Regions from separate parts of the Homo sapiens genome. Here regions 1, 2 and 3 are each linked to region 4. Evidence: chromatin contacts called from ENCODE Hi-C or POLR2A ChIA-PET data. All regions are on one chromosome and are shown on one strand. The core of a region is the stretch at or near the end of the contact, and the rest is flanking DNA. Distances in the headings are between cores, read along the strand shown.

Region 1 (4,510 bases), core at 1,360-3,859, 130 kb after region 4:
TTGCTCCCCAGCTGGCCCCAGGCCAGTCCCCCATACCCTCGGGCTAGTCCATCCCCCAAGCTGGTGGCCTGAGTCACCTTGGCTGGTCCCGCCGGTCTGGGGGGGGCTACGTCAGCTCTCCCCTCACTGACGCAGCCTTGGGCCCCCCACACTGACTCAGCCGGAAGCAGGCCCCCTGAGGGGCGGAGACCCGGTGGTCAGAGGCCTGGGTCCCAGCAGGAGCTGGTGCTGGGGAAGGCCCCTGGGGGGCCCTGAAAGGGGTGGCTGTGACAGACCAGAGAGAGGGAGAGAGAGCTCTTACCTGAGGCGATGAGGTCATGTCCCACCGTGGGGGGGCTGTGACCTCACCTCCTTGGGGACCTGAGCAGTTGCCCTTCCAGTGGTGCTGGATTGGGAAGGGGAAGCCTCCAACCAGCCCGGCAGTCTCGGAGGCTGACACGAGGGGGTCTGCACAGAGCCTCAGAGCCCCCACCACCTCCGCGCTCTCAGTCCCATCCTGTCCTTCCCTGCCATCTAGGTCTGGGGGCTCTCGGGGACATGGCTTGGTACCTCTGCCCCTCGCTTGCTCTGTGGTGAATCCCGGGTCTCCTCTGCCCCCATGCCTGGGGCTGGCCCACTGTGAGCCTGGGTAGGCGTCGCTGCCTCCCCCCTGGCCTGTGGGTCCCCTCCCCCCTGCACTCCTCTCCTGCCTCCACCTCTGTGCGGTGACGTCCAGGGCTCTGGCCCCGGTGGTTCTGGCCACTGTCTCCGTGTCCCCACTGTCCCGTCTTCACCCCATCTTGCTCCTGCCCCATCTCTCTCGAAGGCGACATCTTTTTCTCTGTGTCCCTGATGTGTTCAGAAAAGTTAACGAGGGGAATAAGGATGGTCAGCACTGACTTTGTGCTTCACGTGAATGAGCTCGCTTTATCCTCATCGTGGCATTTAGGCGGATGAGGGTGCATCATTAACCCCCCTTCACAGATGAGGAAACTGAGGCACAGAGGGGGAGAGTCGCACATGGAGGTCTTGCCTCTATGGAGTGTCTCAGCGCCTCTTGGTCCTCAGTCTCCGTCTCTCCTCCTCCTTCCTGTCTCCACCTGCCTCTTTGAGAAAGGCTTTTCAAAAGGCCAGGCGTGGTGGTTCACACCTGTATTCCCACCACTTTGGGAGGCTGAGGCGGGAGGATGACCTGAGCTCAGGAGTTTGAGACCAGCCTGGGCAACATGGCAAAACCCTATCTCTACTAAAAATACAAAAAATAGCCAGGCATGGTGGCGGGTGCCTGTAATCCCAGCTACTCAGGAGGCTGAGGCATGAGAATCACTTGAACCTGGGAGGCGGAGGTTACAGTGAGCTGAGATCACACCACTGCACCCCAGCCTGGGTGACACAGCGAGACTCTGTCTCAAAAAAACCAAAAACGAGGCCAGGCACGGTAGCTCACACCTGTCATCCCAGCACTTTGGGAGGCCGAGGCAGGCGGATCACGAAGTCAGGAGTTCGAGACCAGCCTGGCCAACATGGTAAGACCCCGTCTCTACTAAAAATACAAAATTAGCCGGGTGTGGTGGCGCACACCTGTAATCCCAGCTACTTGGGAGGCTGAGGCAGGAGAATCGCTTGAACCCGGGAGGTGGAGGTTGCAGTGAGCTGAGATTGTGCCATTGATCGCGCCATTGCACTCCAGCCTGGGTGACAGAGTGAGACTCAGTACCAAAAAACAAACAAACAAAAAACAAACAAAAAATGAGAAAGGCTTTTACTCTCTGCCCCCATTGCTGAGTCCCCAACATCTCAGCGTCTCTGTCTTTCTAATATCTCTGTCTCCCCTTTTCTGTCCCTGGGGCCTCTCCGTCCCTGTCACTCTGCCCCGTGTCTCTGTTTGCCTGGTGCCTTTCTTCAGCTGCGGCATCCTCTGTCTCAGAGTCTTGGTGTCTCTGTTCCTTTCCCCTCGGGGTCTCCCTGGGTCTCCCCAAGTCCCTCCTGCTGTCTTCCTCCCGCTCTCTGATCTCTGACTCCCAGAACCTCTCCCTCTGTCTCCAGGGCTGCCCCTCTGATCCTCTTTGCTTCTCTGGTGTGTCTCTCTGGCTGCCTCCATCTCTGTGGATCTCCATCTCCCTGTCTCTGTCTCAGTCTGTCCTTCACTCTGTGTGTGTGTGTGTCTCTCTCTCTCTCCTTCCCTTCCACTCCCTCTTCCTCCTGCCTCCACCTCTCCAGGCCCCTGTCTTGTCCCTCCGTCCGGCCTTTCTCTGCCTTTCCGTCCTCCTGCCTCCCCATCTCTCTCTGCTAGTCCTGGTCCAGCCGGACCCCCACCCACAGTCGGGCCCCAGCGCTTGAGCCTGAGTGTCTGCTCCGGCCCGTGGAGGTGGAGGGAGGGGACGCCAATGACCTCACCAGCCCCTCTCCGACCACCCCCCCCTTTCCCTTTTCAACTTTTCCAACTTTTCCTTCCGTGCCCTCCTCCGAGCGCGGCGGCGTGAGCCCTGCAAGGCAGCCGCTCCGTCTGAATGGAAAAGGCAGGCAGGGAGGGTGAGTCAGGATGTGTCAGGCCGCCCTCCCCTGCCGCCTGCCCCCCGCCCGCCCGCCCCAGCCCCCTATATAACCCCCCAGGCGTCCACACTCCCTCACTGCCGCGGCCCTGCTGCTCAGGGCACATGCCTCCCCTCCCCAGGCCGCGGCCCAGCTGACCCTCGGGGCTCCCCCGGCAGCGGACAGGGAAGGGTTAAAGGCCCCCGGCTCCCTGCCCCCTGCCCTGGGGAACCCCTGGCCCTGTGGGGACATGAACTGTAAGTTGGTTCATGGGGAGGGTGGAGGGGACAGGGAGGCAGGGAGGAGAGGGACCCACGGCGGGGGTGGGAGCAGACCCCGCTGAGTCGCACAGAGAGGGACCCGGAGACAGGCAGCCGGGGAGGAGAGCAGCTTCGGAGACAGGAGGCGGCGGAGGAGATGGGCAGAGAGAGACACAGACAGGAGCGGATGGAGGCAGCCAATCAGAGGCGCCGCAGGAGGGACGGGCCAGACAGGGCCCCGAGAGGGAGCGAGACGCGGAGACCGAGCAGGGGCAGGGACGCAGGGACTGGTGCCGGGAGGGAGGTGACCCCCATCGACCCAGGCCCCAGGGAGCCCGCGGGGACCGGGAGACTCCCTGGGATTCCGGCAGAGAGGCTCCGGAGGGAAACTGAGGCAGGGTCCGCGGAGAGCGGAGCAAGCCAGGGAGTAGCGACCCCAGCCGGGGGGAGGAGAGAGACTGGGCGCGGGGGGAAAGCGGGGAGAGCCGGGCAGATGCGGCCGACGGAGGCGCGGACAGACCGACGGCTGGCGGGCCCGGGGGGCGGGCTGGGGGTGTGCGAGGCGCGGGCGGCCGGGGAGCGCTGATTGGCTGGCGGGTGGCCGGGTGGGCGGGGCGGCCGGGGTGGGCTGCGGGGAGCGAGCTCCGGACCCCCGCGCCCCCCGCGCCCCCCGCGCCCCCCGCCGCCAGCTCTCCCGCTCCCGCGGCCCGGCCGGGCCCATGGCTCTGCCCCTCTCCGCCCAGGTGCGCTGCGGCCCGGGCTTCTGCCGCCCACCCGGCGGGGCTCCTGGGAGGGCGTCTAAGGGGTCTCCCGTGGGAGAGGTCCGTGTCTCCCGGGCTCCGTCCTGGCTTCTGGCTCCTTCCCCTGCTCCCAGCCAGCTCGGGCTCCCGCGGCCCGGGGAGGGGGCAGGTTCTGGCCTGTGCCTCCCCCACCATGCCCCGCCCCGGGGCCCAGATTCCGGCGTCCGGGGGCGGACGGGAGACGCCCGGCCCGTCTACCCGCCCCGGGCCGCGTCTGCTCCGACGGGCGGGGCAGCCAGAGCCAGGGAGGGAGAGGGAAGCCCGCCTGGCCCTGCGACCTGCCCGCGGGCGTTCCACCCTGGGACTTAAGACCTCCAGCTCCATCCTCCCTAAGGCCGGGAGTCCAGGCCCCAGACCCTCCTCCCCGAGACCCAGGAGTCCAGACCCCAGGCCTTCCTCCCTCAGACCTAGGAGTCCAGGCCCCCAGCCTCTCCTCCCTCAGACCCAGGAGGAGTCCAGACCCCAGTTCCTCCTCCCTCAGACCCGGGAGTCCAGGCCCAGGCCCTCCTCTCTCAGACCCGGAGTCCAGCCTGAGCTCTCTGCCTTATCCTGCCCCCAGGTGTTTGCCGCCTGGTCCTGGTCGTGCTGAGCCTGTGGCCAGATACAGCTGTCGCCCCTGGGCCACCACCTGGCCCCCCTCGAGTTTCCCCAGACCCTCGGGCCGAGCTGGACAGCACCGTGCTCCTGACCCGCTCTCTCCTGGCGGACACGCGGCAGCTGGCTGCACAGCTGGTAGGAGAGACTGGGCTGGGGCCAGCACAGGAGTGAGAGGCAGAGAGGAACGGAGAGGAGTCTGCGGGCAGCCACTTGGAGGGGTTCTGGGCTCTCAGGTGGCAGAGTGAGGGAGGGGAAGAGTTGGGGGCCTGGCGTGGGGGATGGAGGGAGCCCCGAGGCTGGGCAGGGGCCACCTCACAGCTTTTTTCCCTGCCAGAGGGACAA
Region 2 (4,144 bases), core at 119-2,618, 180 kb after region 4:
TCCATGGACTTGCGTATGGGTGATCTTTGCACCACATTTCCCAGCTGACCTGACCGGGGTTCTCAGAACTGCACATGGTCTGTGATTCTTCCACTCTCCCCATCTCCTTTCTCCAGTGTCAGACCCAGACCCACTCACGTTGCAGTCTGAAGTCTCTCCCAGCCACTCCTGGTCTTTCTCCTCCTTTTTCTTTTTTTCTTTTTTTTTTTGTATTTTTAGTAGAGACGGGGTTTCACCATATTGGCCAGGCTGGTCTTGAACTCCTGACCTCGTGATCCGCCTGCCTTGGCCTCCCAAAGTGCTGGGATTACAGGCTTAAGCCACCGCGCCTGGCCTTTCTCCTCCTTTATCCTTCAGCAACCTCATCCCCAGTCAATCTCTTGCTTTTCTTTTCTTTCTTTCTTTTTTGTTTTTTTGAGAGGGAGTTTCGCTCTTGTCGTCCGGGCTGGAGTGTAGTGGCACAATCTCGACTCACTGCAACCTCCACTTCCTGGATTCAAGCGATTCTCCGGCCTCAGCCTCTTGAGTAGCTGGGATTACAGGCGCCCGCCACCATGCCCAGCTAATTTTTGTATTTTTAGTAGAAACGGGGTTTCGCCATATTGGCCAGGCTGGTCTCGAACTCATGACCTCAGGTGATCCACCCGCCTCAGCCTCCCAAAATGCTGGGATTACAGGCGTGAGCCACCGGGCCCGGTCAGACAGGCATTCTTTTAGGGTCTTATGTGGATAACCCCAATAAACCCTCACAATTGCACGAGGGCAGACCATCATGATCCCTGTTTTGCAGACAAGAAAACAGAGGTCCGAGACCCATCTATCTCTAGAGGTGTACATCCCCTCCCTGGGGAAGGTTCTGAGACCTCTGTGTTCCTAGACGTCTACATCCCCTCTCTGGGGAAACTTCCAGGCAGGGGACATAGACATCTAGGGATATAAAAATAAAAATAGGCCGGCCGCGGTGGCTCACGCCTGTAATCCTAGCACTTGGGAGGCCGAGGCGGGTGGAACACCGGATGTCAGGAGTTTGGGACTAGCCTGACCGACATGGAGAAACCCTGTTTCTACTAAAAAAATACAAAATTAGCCGGGTGTGGTGGTGCATGACTGTAATTCCAGCTACTTGGGAGGCTGAGCAGGAGAATCGCTTGAACCCGGGGGCAGAGGTTGCGGTCAGCTGAGATCGCGCCATTGCACTCCAGCCTGGGCAACAAGAGCGAAACTCCGTCTCAAAAATAAAAAATAAAATAAAAAAATAAAAATAAAAATAAAAACCAGTCCCCACCACCAACCACAAGCGGTTTCCTCAATATGAAAGTGCAACGTCATCTTTCTCAGAGGAAAAGCACAGCCTCTTCCCCTCGGCTGAGCCAGGCCAGCAGCCCTAGCTTCTGGAAGGATCCTTCAGGCTCCAGACACCCAACCTACCCGTGGCCGGTGAGTGGGGCCTAATTCCCAACTTGAAAGTAGCTCGGCAGGCTGGAGCCCTGTCCCCTGTCCTCCCAGGGAGGGTCCAAGCAGGTCACATAAGCACCGTGGGGACACCAGTGAGCCAAACTCATCTTTGTGCCAGGACACCGAGTTGGGTATGGAGGCTCAGAGCGGGGACAAGTCTTCCTTAGGATCACCTGGGCTTTCTCGTCTTTATTATTATTATGTTTTTGGAAGAGAAGTGGGAATCAGCCAGGTGGCAAACACAGGACAGGGCAGGGCAGGAGATCAGTGTTGAGGGCCGACGGAGGAGCAGGTAGCATGGACCCCTCCCTCCCCTGGGCTCCCTCATAGCTTTGTGTGACTTCCTTTAGAGGAGCTGTCACCTGCTGATCATCTGTGTTGCCCACAGACAGGGATTCCCCTGAGGGCAGGGGGTGGCTCAGATTCATGTCTGGGCAAACGGAGACCTCCGGAAAAAGAAGCGAAAGGAGGAAGACGAGACCCAGAGGAGAGGCATTTGGCAGCAGAAGGGGTGAGGAGGACTTGGAGAGCTTTGCCCTCTATCAGCCCCACTGGGACAGGATTTATTTTTTATTTTATTTATTTATTTTATTTTATTTATTTTTGGAGACGGAGTCTCACTCTGTCGCCCAGGCTGGAATGCAGTGGTGCGATCTCGGCTCACTGCAACCTCCGCCTCCTGGGTTCAAGCGATTCTCCTGCCTCAGCCTCCCGAGTAGCTGGGATTACAGGTGCCTGCCACCACACCCGGCTAATTTTTGTATTTTTAGTAGAGACGGGGTTTCACTATGTTGGCCAGGCTGGTCTCAAACTCCTGATCTCATGATCTGCCCACCTCGGCCTCCCAAAGTGCTGGGATTGCAGGCGTGAGCCACCATGCCCGGCCACCCAGCTAATTTTTTTTTGTATTTTTAGTAGAGACAGGTTTTCACCATGTTGGCCAGGCTGGTCTCGATCTCCTGACCTCAGGTGATCCACCTGCCTCAGCCTCCCAAAGTGCTGGGACTACAGGCGTCAGCCACCTTGCCCAGCCGACCCTGGCTGTTTAAAAAATAAAAATAAAAAATAAAGGAATGAAACACTAATACATGCCACAACATGGATGAATCTCAAAAACATTACACTGAGCATAAAATACACCAGACGGGTTGGGCGCGATGGCTTCCGCCTGTAATCCCAGCACTTTGGGAGGCTGAGGCAGGGGGATCACTTGAGGTCAGCATTTTGAGGCCAGCCTGGCCAACATGGTGAAACTCTGTCTTTATCAAAAAATGCAAAAATTAGCCAGGCATAGTGGCGGGCACCTGTAATCCCAGCTACTTGGGAGGCTGAGGCATGAGAATCACTTGAACCCAGGAGGTGGAGGTCCCAGTGAGCCAAGATTGTGCCACTGCACTCCAGCCTGGGCAACAGAGGGAGACTCTGTTTCAGAAAAAAAAAAAAAAAAAAAAGGTTGGGCGCAGTGTCTCACGCCTGTAATCCCAGCACTTTGGGAGCCTGAGGCGGGTGGATCACCTGAGGTTGGGAGTTCGAGACCAGCCTGGCCAACATGGTGAAACCCCATCTCTACTAAAAATACAAAAATTAGCCAGGCATGGTGGCACCGGCCTGTAATCCCAGCTCCTCAGGAGGCTGAGGCAGGAGAATCACTTGAACCCGGGAAGCAGAGGTTGCAGTGAGCCGAAATTGCGCCACTGCACTCCAATCTGGGTGACAGAGGGAGACTCTGTCTCAAAAAAAAAAAAAGAAAGAGGCGATGGTTGCATAACATTGGGAGTGCACTAATGTCGCTGAGTCGCACATTTTTTTTTTCTTTTTTCTGAGACAGAGTTTTGCTCTTGTCACCCAGGCTGGAGTCCAATGGCATGATCTGGACTGACTGCAACTTCTGCTTCCCAGGTTCAAGGGATTCTCCTGCCTCAGCCTCCGGAGTAGCTGGGATTACAGGCTCCCGCCACCACACCCAGCTAATTTTTGCATTTTTAGTAGAGATGGGGTTTCACCATGTTGGCCAGGCTAGTCTCAAACACCTGACTCCAGATGATCTGCCCACCTTGGTCTCCCAAACTGCTGGGATTACAGGCGTGAGCCGCCGTGCCTGGCCGAGTCGTACACTTTAAAATGGCTAATGTTATGTGGATTTTATGTCCATTAAAAGACACGAGGTGGCATAGTGAGAGAGGAGGTGGCTGGGACTTCTGTGTCTAAGGGAAGAGTTCTGGGGGCCTGGACTCCTGCATTTTGGGGAAGGAGGAAGGAGTTGGAGCTTGGACTCCTGGGTCCCCAAGGGTGGAGGCTCCGATCTGAGTCCAGGGGAGGATAGGGCTGAGAGTTTGGATGTTGAATACACAAAGCTGGAGGAAGGAAATTAGGGTCCCCCAAAGCTACGGTGCTGCCTGTGAGGTTCTAAGGAGACAGGACACGGTGGTTTGGGGACAGAGAGCCGTTAGGAAGTGGCAGTCAGACCAAAGGACCCAGGCAGTCCTGCAGCCTGGACTTTGCCTCTGCAGGATGTCTGCCTGAGCCCCACCCCGAATGCCAGCCCTTCTTCCCTGAGCTCACCCAGCCCCAGCTCCAGGACTGAGAGCCCCAGGAAGCTTGGAGAGGTGAGCATCCTGGGGAGGCCCTGGAGGCTGGGAGGTGCACGGAGGGGCTGGGAGGGCAGGGAGAAACTCCCCAAGCAGGAGAA
Region 3 (4,254 bases), core at 123-2,622, 230 kb after region 4:
TTGAGATAGTCTCACTGTGTTGCCCAGGCTGGAGTGCAGTGGCCTGATCTTGGCTCACTGCAACCTCTGTCTCTCAGGTTCAAGCGATTCCCTTTGCTGCAGCCTCCCGAGTAGCTGGGATTACAGGCTCACGCCACCAGGCCTGGCTAATTTTTGTATTTTTAGTAGAGACGGGGTTTCACCATGTTGCCCAGGCTGGTCTCAAACTCCTGAGCTCAGGCAGTCTACCCACCTCGGCCTCCCAAAGTGCTGGGATTACAGGGATGAGCCACAGCTCCCAGCCGATATTTGTTGACTGAAGGAACATCAGCCCTCAGTTGTTGGCTGTCTTTATTAATGGCTGTTCCTTTGTAATGAATGACTGATGGATCTCCTTCTTTCCTCCTCGCCTTGGTCTCCAGAGGCGTCAGTGGCTGCAGGAGGCCATGTCGGCTGCCTTCCGAGGCCAGCGGGAGGAGGTGGAGCAGATGAAGAGCTGCCTCCGAGTGCTGTCACAGCCCATGCCCCCCACTGCTGGGGAGGCCGAGCAGGCGGCCGACCAGCAAGAGCGAGAGGGGGCCCTGGAGCTGCTGGCCGACCTGTGTGAGAACATGGACAATGCCGCAGGTACCCCGCTTCCCCCGCCAGGACGTTCTGCCCCTCTGTACATGTCCTGCTGCCTCTCAGCTCTTGCCCCTACTCTTGGGGCTCACACCGTCAGCCTCCCTGCTGCCTTCTCACCATCAGCCTGTTCGCCTCCATTGCCATAAGGAGCAAGGCTCTGCCTCACCCTCATGGCAGGTGGAGTCCCCCACTTCCCTGATCAGCTCTGAGATGGCTGTTTCTCTCCTAGTCCTCTGGGTGTCCACTGCCACTCCCCAGAGTACAAGAGGGAAAGTGGCATGGGTGGGGTGGCAGAGAAGGCCTCCCCGGGGTGACGTTTGATCAGAGACCTGAAGTGAGGTGAGAGTTGTGGGATGATCTCTGGGAAAAGCATTCCAGACAGTAGGAACAGCCAGTGCAAAGGCCCTGAGGCCAGAGTGTGCCTGGTGTGTTCAGGAACAGCAGCCAGGCCCTTGAGGCAGAGTAGAGTGAGTGAGGGGCCAGGCGCAGGAAACAGCGCTGGGGTGGGCCTCGCAGATGGGGAGGTAAATGCTGTTTTACTCCAAGCAGCAGAGCTCACAGAAGGTTTGAGGAGAGCTCACTTCCATTTGGAGGGGTTGGGTGGTGTAGCAATTGAGGGTGTGGATTTGGGGTGTCACTTCCTTGGTTCATAGTTCAGGCTGTGCTGCTACATGGCAGTCTGGTTTGGGCAGGTCCTGATTACTTCCTCTTGTACGCAGGCTGGGCCGAGAGAAACCCCCAGGCCCGCACAACACCAGGCACAGAGTAAACGTAACGTGTCAGGCCTGGGAGTCAGGTGTCTTCATTTTGGACAGGGGCTGGACGGAGTTTGGGAAGCCCTCCTCTGTGAGCGCATGCAGCACCCCGAGAAGACCTGCAGTGCAGCCGCCACCCTCTAGCTTACCTTTCCCCAGTGTCTCCCCGTCTTATCCGGGCAGAGAACTCCTGCTCCAATCCGCAGGATGGCTTTTAACGACTTTGCTCTTTCATTCATTTTTTGCTTGTTCAGGAAATATCTGTTGAGCAGCTGCTGTGTGCTAAGCACTGTGCTGAGTGTCCAATCATCACAGCAGCAGCAATTTTACACCTTATTAGTAATCAAATGAGAACGAAAGCCAAAGATACCACTTCCTCCCTGGCCTCGTGCGCTCTCTGTGTATATAAATATAAATATATATGTGTATCTTCTCTGTCTTAATGAAGATGCACAGTGCTGATGAAGGTGGGCTGAGGGGAACATCCTCCCATATGACTGTTTATACCACTTACAGTCAATTCAGAATGTTGTGCAACACCACCTCTATTTCCAGAACTTTTCCATTGCCTGCAAAGGAGACCCAGCACCCATTAGGCCGGCCCTCCCCCGGTCCCCTGGCAACCACTAATCAGCGTTTTGGCTGTATGAATTTGCCTGTTCTGGACATTTCATATAGATGATTATAACGTGACCTTTTGTGTCTGGCTGATTGTGCTAAAGGCGGCGTGCCCATGTTGTGGCGTGTGTCAGAGCTTTATTCCTTTTTTTTTTTTTTTTTTTTTTGAGTCAGTCTCCCAGGCTGGAGTGCAGTGGTGCAATCTCAGCTCACTGCAACTTCCACCTGCTGGGTTTCAGTGATTCTCATACCTTAGCCTCCCAAACAGCTGGGATTACAGGTGCATGTCATCAGGCCTGGCAAATTTTTTTTTTTTTTTTTTCTGAGACAGAGTCTCACCCTGTTGCCCAGGCTAGAGTGCAATGGCGCGATCTCAGCTCACTGCAACCTGTGCCTCCCGGGTTCAAACGATTCTCCTGCCTTGCCCTTCTGAGTAGCTGGGCTTATAGGCGCCCACCACCATGCCCAGCTAATTTTTGTATTTTTAGTAGAGATGAGGTTTCACCATGTTGGCCAGGCTGGTCTTGAATTCCTGACCTCGTGATCCACCCACCTTGGCCTCCCAAAGTGTTGGGATTACAGTCATGAGCCACCGCACCTGGCCAGGCCTGGCATTTTTGTATTTTTAGTATATAACATAGCAAAAACCCTGTTTTGCTATGTTACCTGGGCTGGTCTCGAACTCCTGGCCTCAAGTGATCTGCCCACCCTGGCCTCCCAAAGTGCTGGGATTATAGGCTTGAGCCACCACGCCCAGCTGCTTCATTCCTTTTTATGGCTGAGTAATACTCCGTTGTATGGCTAGAGCAGTTTATATTTATCCCTTTATCCTTTAAGGACATTTGGGTCATTTATGAATGATGCTGCCATGAACTTGAGTATATAAGTATCTGAGTCCCTACTTCTGGTTCTTTTGGGTCTGTGCCTTGGTGCGGAATTGCTGGGTCACGGGGAATCTGTATTTCATTTTTTTAGGAACTGCCACGCTCTCCAATACCACTTTATTTACAAAAACAGGAGGTGGGCTGTGGTTTGCTGACCCTGGGGACATTCAGATTGTCACAAAGACCAGGATCAGTCCTGGCATTTAGTAGTCTGGAGCCTGGGGCCCTAATGCCCCAAATGCTGATGGAATCGAGTTGTACTAGCCTTGGGGGGACCTCTGGTTGGGTGTTTGGAGAGAGCTGCGTCCCTGTGGGAGCCGGCCTGGCTCTCCCGGCCTCAGCAGCTGTAGTGGTCAGCTTAGGGCCACCTTAGCCAAGCACCACAGACTACTGGCTTTAAAAACAGAAATGTATTTTCTCACGGCTCTGGAGGCTAGAAGTTTGAGATCAGGGTGTGGGCAGGGCTGGTTTCTCCTGAGCCCCCCTCTCCTTGGCTTGCAGAAGGCATTTTTTGTGTCCTCCCTCCATGTTGTCCCTCTGTGGGTGTCTGTGTCCTCATCTCTTCTTCTTATCAGGACGCCAGTCAGATTGCATTAGGGCCCACCCTAAGGACCTCATTTTACCTTAATGATCTCTTTAAAGATCCCATCTCCAAAAACAGTCACATTCCAAGGTACTGGGGGTCAGAACATCAACCCATGCATTTTGGGGGGCACGGTTCAGTCCCTAACATCTGGCCTCTCTCTGCTCCCCTCTGTGGCACAGACTTCTGCCAGCTGTCTGGCATGCACCTGCTGGTGGGCCGGTACCTGGAGGCGGGGGCTGCGGGACTGCGGTGGCGGGCGGCACAGCTCATCGGCACGTGCAGTCAGAACGTGGCAGCCATCCAGGAGCAGGTGCTGGGCCTGGGTGCCCTGCGTAAGCTGCTGCGGCTGCTGGACCGCGACGCCTGCGACACGGTGCGCGTCAAGGCCCTCTTCGCCATCTCCTGTGAGTGTCCGGGTGGGGCTGGGGACAGGGGTGCTGGCGGTGGGGGGGGGTGCCGGGTGGGCCCCCGGGATCTGCTGGGGCAGAGGGAGAGGCATCTCCTTCCCTCGTTTGTTCCCATGCTTGTTGGACCCCTGCACGGCTGAGTGCTGCGGGCAGAGTGAGTGGCGCACTCGGCCAAACCCCCTGCTAGCCAGGCAGCAGATGTGACCACTTCCCGGGGAGACCACCTGGCCCTCAGCGTGAGCGCTTTGCACACAGCAGTTTTTCAGCTGGGCACTGTTCACACTGGCGCTGGTTCACTCTCTCGGGGGCCGTCCTGTGCACTACAGGACATTGAGCAGCATCTGGTGGGTGGCCTCCAGGCCATGGAGAGACACTATCACCCCACCTGCCAGCGCACAAAT
Region 4 (4,563 bases), core at 1,069-3,568:
AGATAATATGCCCCTCGCCCAAAGATGTGTGTGCCCCAATCCACAGAAACTGTGAATATGTTACTTTACGTGGCAAAAGGGGACTTGTGGATGTAATTAAGGGTCCAGACCTTGAAATGGAGAAATTATCCTGATTAGCCAAGTGGCCCCAATCTAAGTCCTTAAACTCAGAGAACTGGCTGGGTGCCGTGGCTCACGCCTGTAATCCCACCACTTTGGGTGACCAAGGCGGGTGGATCACCTGAGGTCAGGAGTTCAAGACCAGCCTGGCCAACATGGTGAAACCCCATCTCTACTAAAAATACAAAAATTAGCCGGGAGTGGTGGCACACGCCTGTAATCCCAGCTACTCAGGAGGCTGAGGCATAAGAATTGCTTGAACCTGGGCAGCAGAGGCTGCAGTGAGCCGAGATCATACCACTGCACTCCAGCCTGGGCGACAGAGTGAGACTCTGTCTCATAAATAAATAAATAAAATCAGAGAACCTTTCAAGCCACAGTGAGAGAGAAAAATACGAAGGCAGAGGAAAGGTCAGAGAGATGCAATGTTGCTGGCTTTGATGATGGGGGATGGAGCCACAAGCCAAGGAATGTAGGTGGCCTCTAGAAGCTGGAAAAGGCAGGGAAATGGATTCTCCCCTAGAGCCTTCCAAAGGGAACCACCCTGCTGGCGCCTTGATCTTAGCCCACTAAGCAAGTCTGACTTCTGACCTACAAAACTGCAAAATAATAAGTCTGCGTTGTTTTAAACCACTAAATTTGTGGCGATGTATTATGGCAGCAATTGAAATAGATACAGATCTTTCACAGAGCTTAAAGTCTAGCAGAGATGGATAACACCGATGAAAATTTCTGGCAATGCAAATTTCTCCCACCCTTTGCTTCTCTGAGAATTCATTTCTCCTTGTGGCCTGCTGATGAAATAATATCATCTCCCCTGTGAGGTTTCCTTGATTTCTCTACTACAAATAATCGCTCGTTCCCTGAAATCCTGCAGCTGTTGTTCGTTTTCAGCAAATAACCCTAACAAACAATATTCTGCGGTTTTAAACGATTTCACACACATTTTGTTCATTGAATTGGGGCCTGCAGTCACCCAACTAGTTCTAATCCGGGTTGGAACCACGATTGGAACCTGGTAGGAGAGTCGGACTCCAGACTCGTGCTTCTATTTTAGCATATGGTTCCCAATCCAAGGAGCAAAACGTGTGAAATCACTTAAAACAGGTTATAATCGTGGCTCCTAAGTTAAACTTCTCTGAGCCTCACTTTTTACCCCATCTGAAACACAGGTGTAGCAACAGTTTCTATGGCCTGAAGTTGGGGTCATGCATGCCCAGCACAGACTAGGTGAGCTCTCGTTCCACCTTTCCAACAACCCTGGCGCCCCATTTTTTTTCCAGAGAAAGAAACAGGTGGCCGGGCGCGGTGGCTCACACCTGTAATCTCAGCACTTCGGGAGGCCAAGGCGAGTGGATCACGAGGTCGGCTTTGAGACCAGCCTGGCCAACATGGTGAAACCCCGTCTCTACTAAAAATACAAAAATTAGCCCGGTGTGGTGGCGTGCGCCTGTAATCCCAGCTACACAGGAGGCTGCAGCAGGAGAATCGTTTAAACCTGGGAGGCAGAGGTTGCAGTGAGCTGAGATAGCGCCACTGCACTCCAGCGTGGGTGACAGAGCGAGACTCCGTCTCAATAAATAATAAATAAATAAAACAATATAAATAAGAAACGGGGACTCAAAGAGACCAAGTCACTTTTTCAAGGTTACATTGCTCCTGAAGCTAAGAATGCATGCCTGCCTCGTCTCCCACTCCACCCCGCATACGCCTCCAAGTCTTCCTATTGATAAGGTGGCACACATGGCTGTCTTTTCATTTCACCGGCGCAGTTTGTGATTCTGCATTTATTTCTGCTCATTGGCTGCCTCCCTACCCTACGGGAGGGGTCCCGAGGCCGGACCCGCTGTCTCCGCAGCCGCTGTGCCCGGCACGTGCCCGCCTCCACCACGAGGGGGCGCTATGGGCTAGGGAGGCGCTGCAACCCTGGCAGTCCTTGAACGAGGAGCATCACCTCTCGGAGCTCCCGCTTCCGGCTCTGGAAACGGAATGATAGCTCTAACTCACAGCTGGAGCCCACCCACCCCCAAGTCACGGCGCCTCTAGGGCCTGCTTCCTCCCTCCCTTTCCCCACCTCAAGGCCCGCTTCTTGGGGCCTGGTTGCCCTTCGCCCAGCTATTATTACTGCGGGCGATGCGCCGGCTGGCCAATCAGGAGGCGCAGCGCGCCTGTGACGTCACGAGGTGCGAGGCAGATGAACGCCTGCCCCATCCCGTCCCTCCATTCCCGGGCCCACCGCGCCTGCGCATGCGTGCTGAGCGCCAGAAAAAAAAAAGGCGGGAAAGGACGCTTGCGGCGAGACTCTCCTGCGGGAGCGGGAGGCTTGGGCCTCTCAGGAGGGCACAGGTACGGGGCGCGGGGCGACAGAGGCAGAAACCCAGGCAGCCCCAGACGGCGAGCAGGGCGGGAGAGTGGAAGGGAGGGAGAAGACGGAGAAACAGCGACTGCGACGGGCACAGAGGGAGGACAGAAACGCTGCCCCTTAGGTGGGGAGTGAAACCTCCCGTGAGGGAGCGGCGAGGGCGGCGGGGACGGTGAGAAACGGACAGAGGAGCCCGCGGGAGACAGAAACGGAGGGAAGGGGGCTGACCATGAGAGAAACGAGGGGGAGAGAGAAGAGAGCACGCGGGAGACTGCAGGGAAGGCGCGGGAGATGGAGACTCAGAAAACAACCGTAAGAGACAAAGGAAAAGATACCACAGCGCTGGGCCTGGGGAGAGAACGCAGTGAGAAATGGAGACGATGAGAGTATGAGGTGATATAGCAAAACCGACCGTGAAAAATCGAGTGAGAAGCAGGTGGCGAAGCTGAGAACTGAAAGTGAAAGACAAGAGGACGGAAGATACAGAAACAGTTTGGGCCCAGTGGCTCCCGCCTGCAATTCCAGCACTTTGGGAGGCCGCAGCAAGCCGATGACTTGAGCCCAAGAGTTTGAGACCAGCCTGGGCAACATAGTGAGAACCCATCTCGACAAAAAATCAGGCCGGGAGCAGTGGCTCACCCCTGTAATCCCAGCACTTTGGGAGGCCGAGGCAGGCGGATCACGAGGTCAGGAATTTGAGACCAGCCTGGCCAACATGGTGAAACCCGTCTCTACTAAAAATACAAAAATTAGCCGGGAGTGGTGGCACACGCCTGTAATCCCAGCTATTCAGGAGGCTGAGGCAGGAGAATCACTTGAACCCGGGAGGTGGAGGTTGCAGTGAGCCGAGACCACGCCACTGCACTCCAGCCTGGGCAACACAGCAAGACTCTGTCTCAAAAAAAAAAATTAGCCAGGCATGGTGGTGTGCATCTGTAATCCCAGCTATTCAGGAGGCTGAGGTCGGAGGATCACCTGAGCCTGGGAGTTCAAGGCTGCAGTGAACTGAGATCGCACCACTGCACTTCAGCCTGGGCAACAGAGCAAGATCCTGTCTCAAAAAAGAGAGAGAGAAATTTACCATGAAAAATGGAGTGAGAAACAGAGGTGGTGAAGGTGAGATCTGAAAGAAAAGTGAAAGACTGAGGGGGAAAGACAGATAAATTGACCAGGAAAAACTAGGTGAGAAACAGAGATGAGAGTGTGAGACTGATAATGAAACAAAAAGACAGAAGGACAAGGGAGAAAAAAATAAAGAGAAACTGACCACGAAAACTGGAGTGAGAAATAGATGTAATGAGGGTGAGAAATTGAAAAAGAAAGACAGGGAAAAAGAAATGATGGGAATATGAAACTGACAACGAAAGAAAAAAAATGAGAAAGATGGTGAGAGAGAGCAAAAGAAATTACCATGAAAAAAATACGGCATAAAGACGAGTGTGAGAAATTGAAAATGAAAGGCAAAAAGAGATTGGCACAGAGAAGAAAAGATAGAGAATTTGATCATGGAAAATGAAGTGAGGCCAGGCATGGTGGCTCACACTTATAAACCCAGACATAAGCCCAGCACTTTGAGAGAGTGAGACAGGAGGATCGCCTGAGCTCAGGAGTTTGAGACCAGCCTGGGCAACATAGTGAGCCCGTCTCTACAAAAATTAAAAATGAGCCGGGTGTGGTGGCGCACATCTGTAGTCCCACCTTTTCAGGAAGCTGAGGCAGGAGGATCGCTTGGGCCCGGGCAGTCAAGGCTGCAGTGAGCTGAGATCACACCACTGCACTCCATCCTGGGCAATACAGAGATAGAGATGATGAGGGTGAGAAATGGATAATGAAAAAAAGAGACCAACAGCAAGTGAGAAACAGGAGCAGAGATGGATTCGCAGGGATCCTGAGAGATGGGGATACAAGGAAGACAGGCAAAGAAAAAGGCAGAAGAATGTGGTGACAGTGATGTGGGGGCCAAAGCGGGGCGTGGTCCCAGGTGTGGAAGGAGCTGCAGCAGCAAGACAGAGGCCATAGAGCAGAGGGGGATGGAGCTGTGGCCCTGGAGGCTGATTCTGCTGGCCAGAGGGAGGGGATGG

The links. A loop is a pair of places that touch in the nucleus more often than their neighbours do. ChIA-PET counts read pairs that join two places held with the same protein, here RNA polymerase II (POLR2A). Pooled maps may share reads with other maps.
Region 1: a loop to region 4 is called in a pooled map, with 2.3 times the contacts of the local background. The contact joins the promoter of IL11 here to the enhancer-like site in region 4. A Hi-C loop is called at or near these places in 3 of 168 maps with a recorded cell type or tissue (chondrocyte, naive thymus-derived CD4-positive, alpha-beta T cell and ovary), 7 of 37 single-sample maps with no recorded cell type and 19 of 50 pooled maps. POLR2A ChIA-PET finds 5 or more read pairs at or near these places in 7 of 52 experiments (GM12878, H1, K562 and 4 more).
Region 2: a loop to region 4 is called in a pooled map, with 2.4 times the contacts of the local background. The contact joins the promoter of TMEM150B here to the enhancer-like site in region 4. A Hi-C loop is called at or near these places in 1 of 168 maps with a recorded cell type or tissue (CD8-positive, alpha-beta T cell), 2 of 37 single-sample maps with no recorded cell type and 14 of 50 pooled maps. POLR2A ChIA-PET finds 5 or more read pairs at or near these places in 6 of 52 experiments (H1, MCF 10A, OCI-LY7 and 3 more).
Region 3: a pooled map shows a loop between it and region 4 (2.8-fold over the local background). The contact joins two enhancer-like sites. A Hi-C loop is called at or near these places in 5 of 168 maps with a recorded cell type or tissue (chondrocyte, ovary, prostate gland and 2 more), 1 of 37 single-sample maps with no recorded cell type and 12 of 50 pooled maps. POLR2A ChIA-PET finds 5 or more read pairs at or near these places in 4 of 52 experiments (B cell, activated B cell, activated CD4-positive, alpha-beta T cell and 1 more).

The regions. Positions count from the first base shown.
Region 1 is chr19:55,368,562-55,373,071 of GRCh38, reverse strand. It overlaps IL11 (interleukin 11), which reads left to right and starts at 2,609. Exons shown (of 5, transcript NM_000641.4): 1 at 2,609-2,768; 2 at 4,131-4,303; 3 at 4,503-4,510. The coding sequence starts at 2,762. RefSeq lists a cis regulatory region at 1-913, enhancers at 190-1,093, 1,829-2,669, 3,513-4,354 and a silencer at 3,667-3,846.
Region 2 is chr19:55,322,565-55,326,708 of GRCh38, reverse strand. TMEM150B (transmembrane protein 150B) reads left to right here and starts at 1,368. Exons shown (of 8, transcript NM_001282011.2): 1 at 1,368-1,437; 2 at 3,966-4,061.
Region 3 is chr19:55,273,994-55,278,247 of GRCh38, reverse strand. It overlaps HSPBP1 (HSPA (Hsp70) binding protein 1), which reads left to right. Exons shown (of 8, transcript NM_012267.5): 3 at 402-606; 4 at 3,626-3,850. Among named protein-coding and RNA genes, the nearest start is that of HSPBP1, 4.0 kb to the left of the region's middle. RefSeq lists enhancers at 47-547, 1,899-2,008. Within about 2 kb of position 1,372, at least 7 of the 41 ENCODE cell types and tissues checked have a DNase peak (open chromatin) inside an H3K27ac peak, as active enhancers do; they include B cell, where a contact is called at or near this core.
Region 4 is chr19:55,501,651-55,506,213 of GRCh38, reverse strand. The region is part of intron 12 of SSC5D (scavenger receptor cysteine rich family member with 5 domains); the gene reads right to left. Among named protein-coding and RNA genes, the nearest start is that of SSC5D, 15 kb to the right of the region's middle. RefSeq lists silencers at 2,329-2,378, 2,429-2,518. Within about 2 kb of position 2,318, at least 28 of the 41 ENCODE cell types and tissues checked have a DNase peak (open chromatin) inside an H3K27ac peak, as active enhancers do; they include B cell, CD8-positive, alpha-beta T cell, GM12878 and 1 more, where a contact is called at or near this core.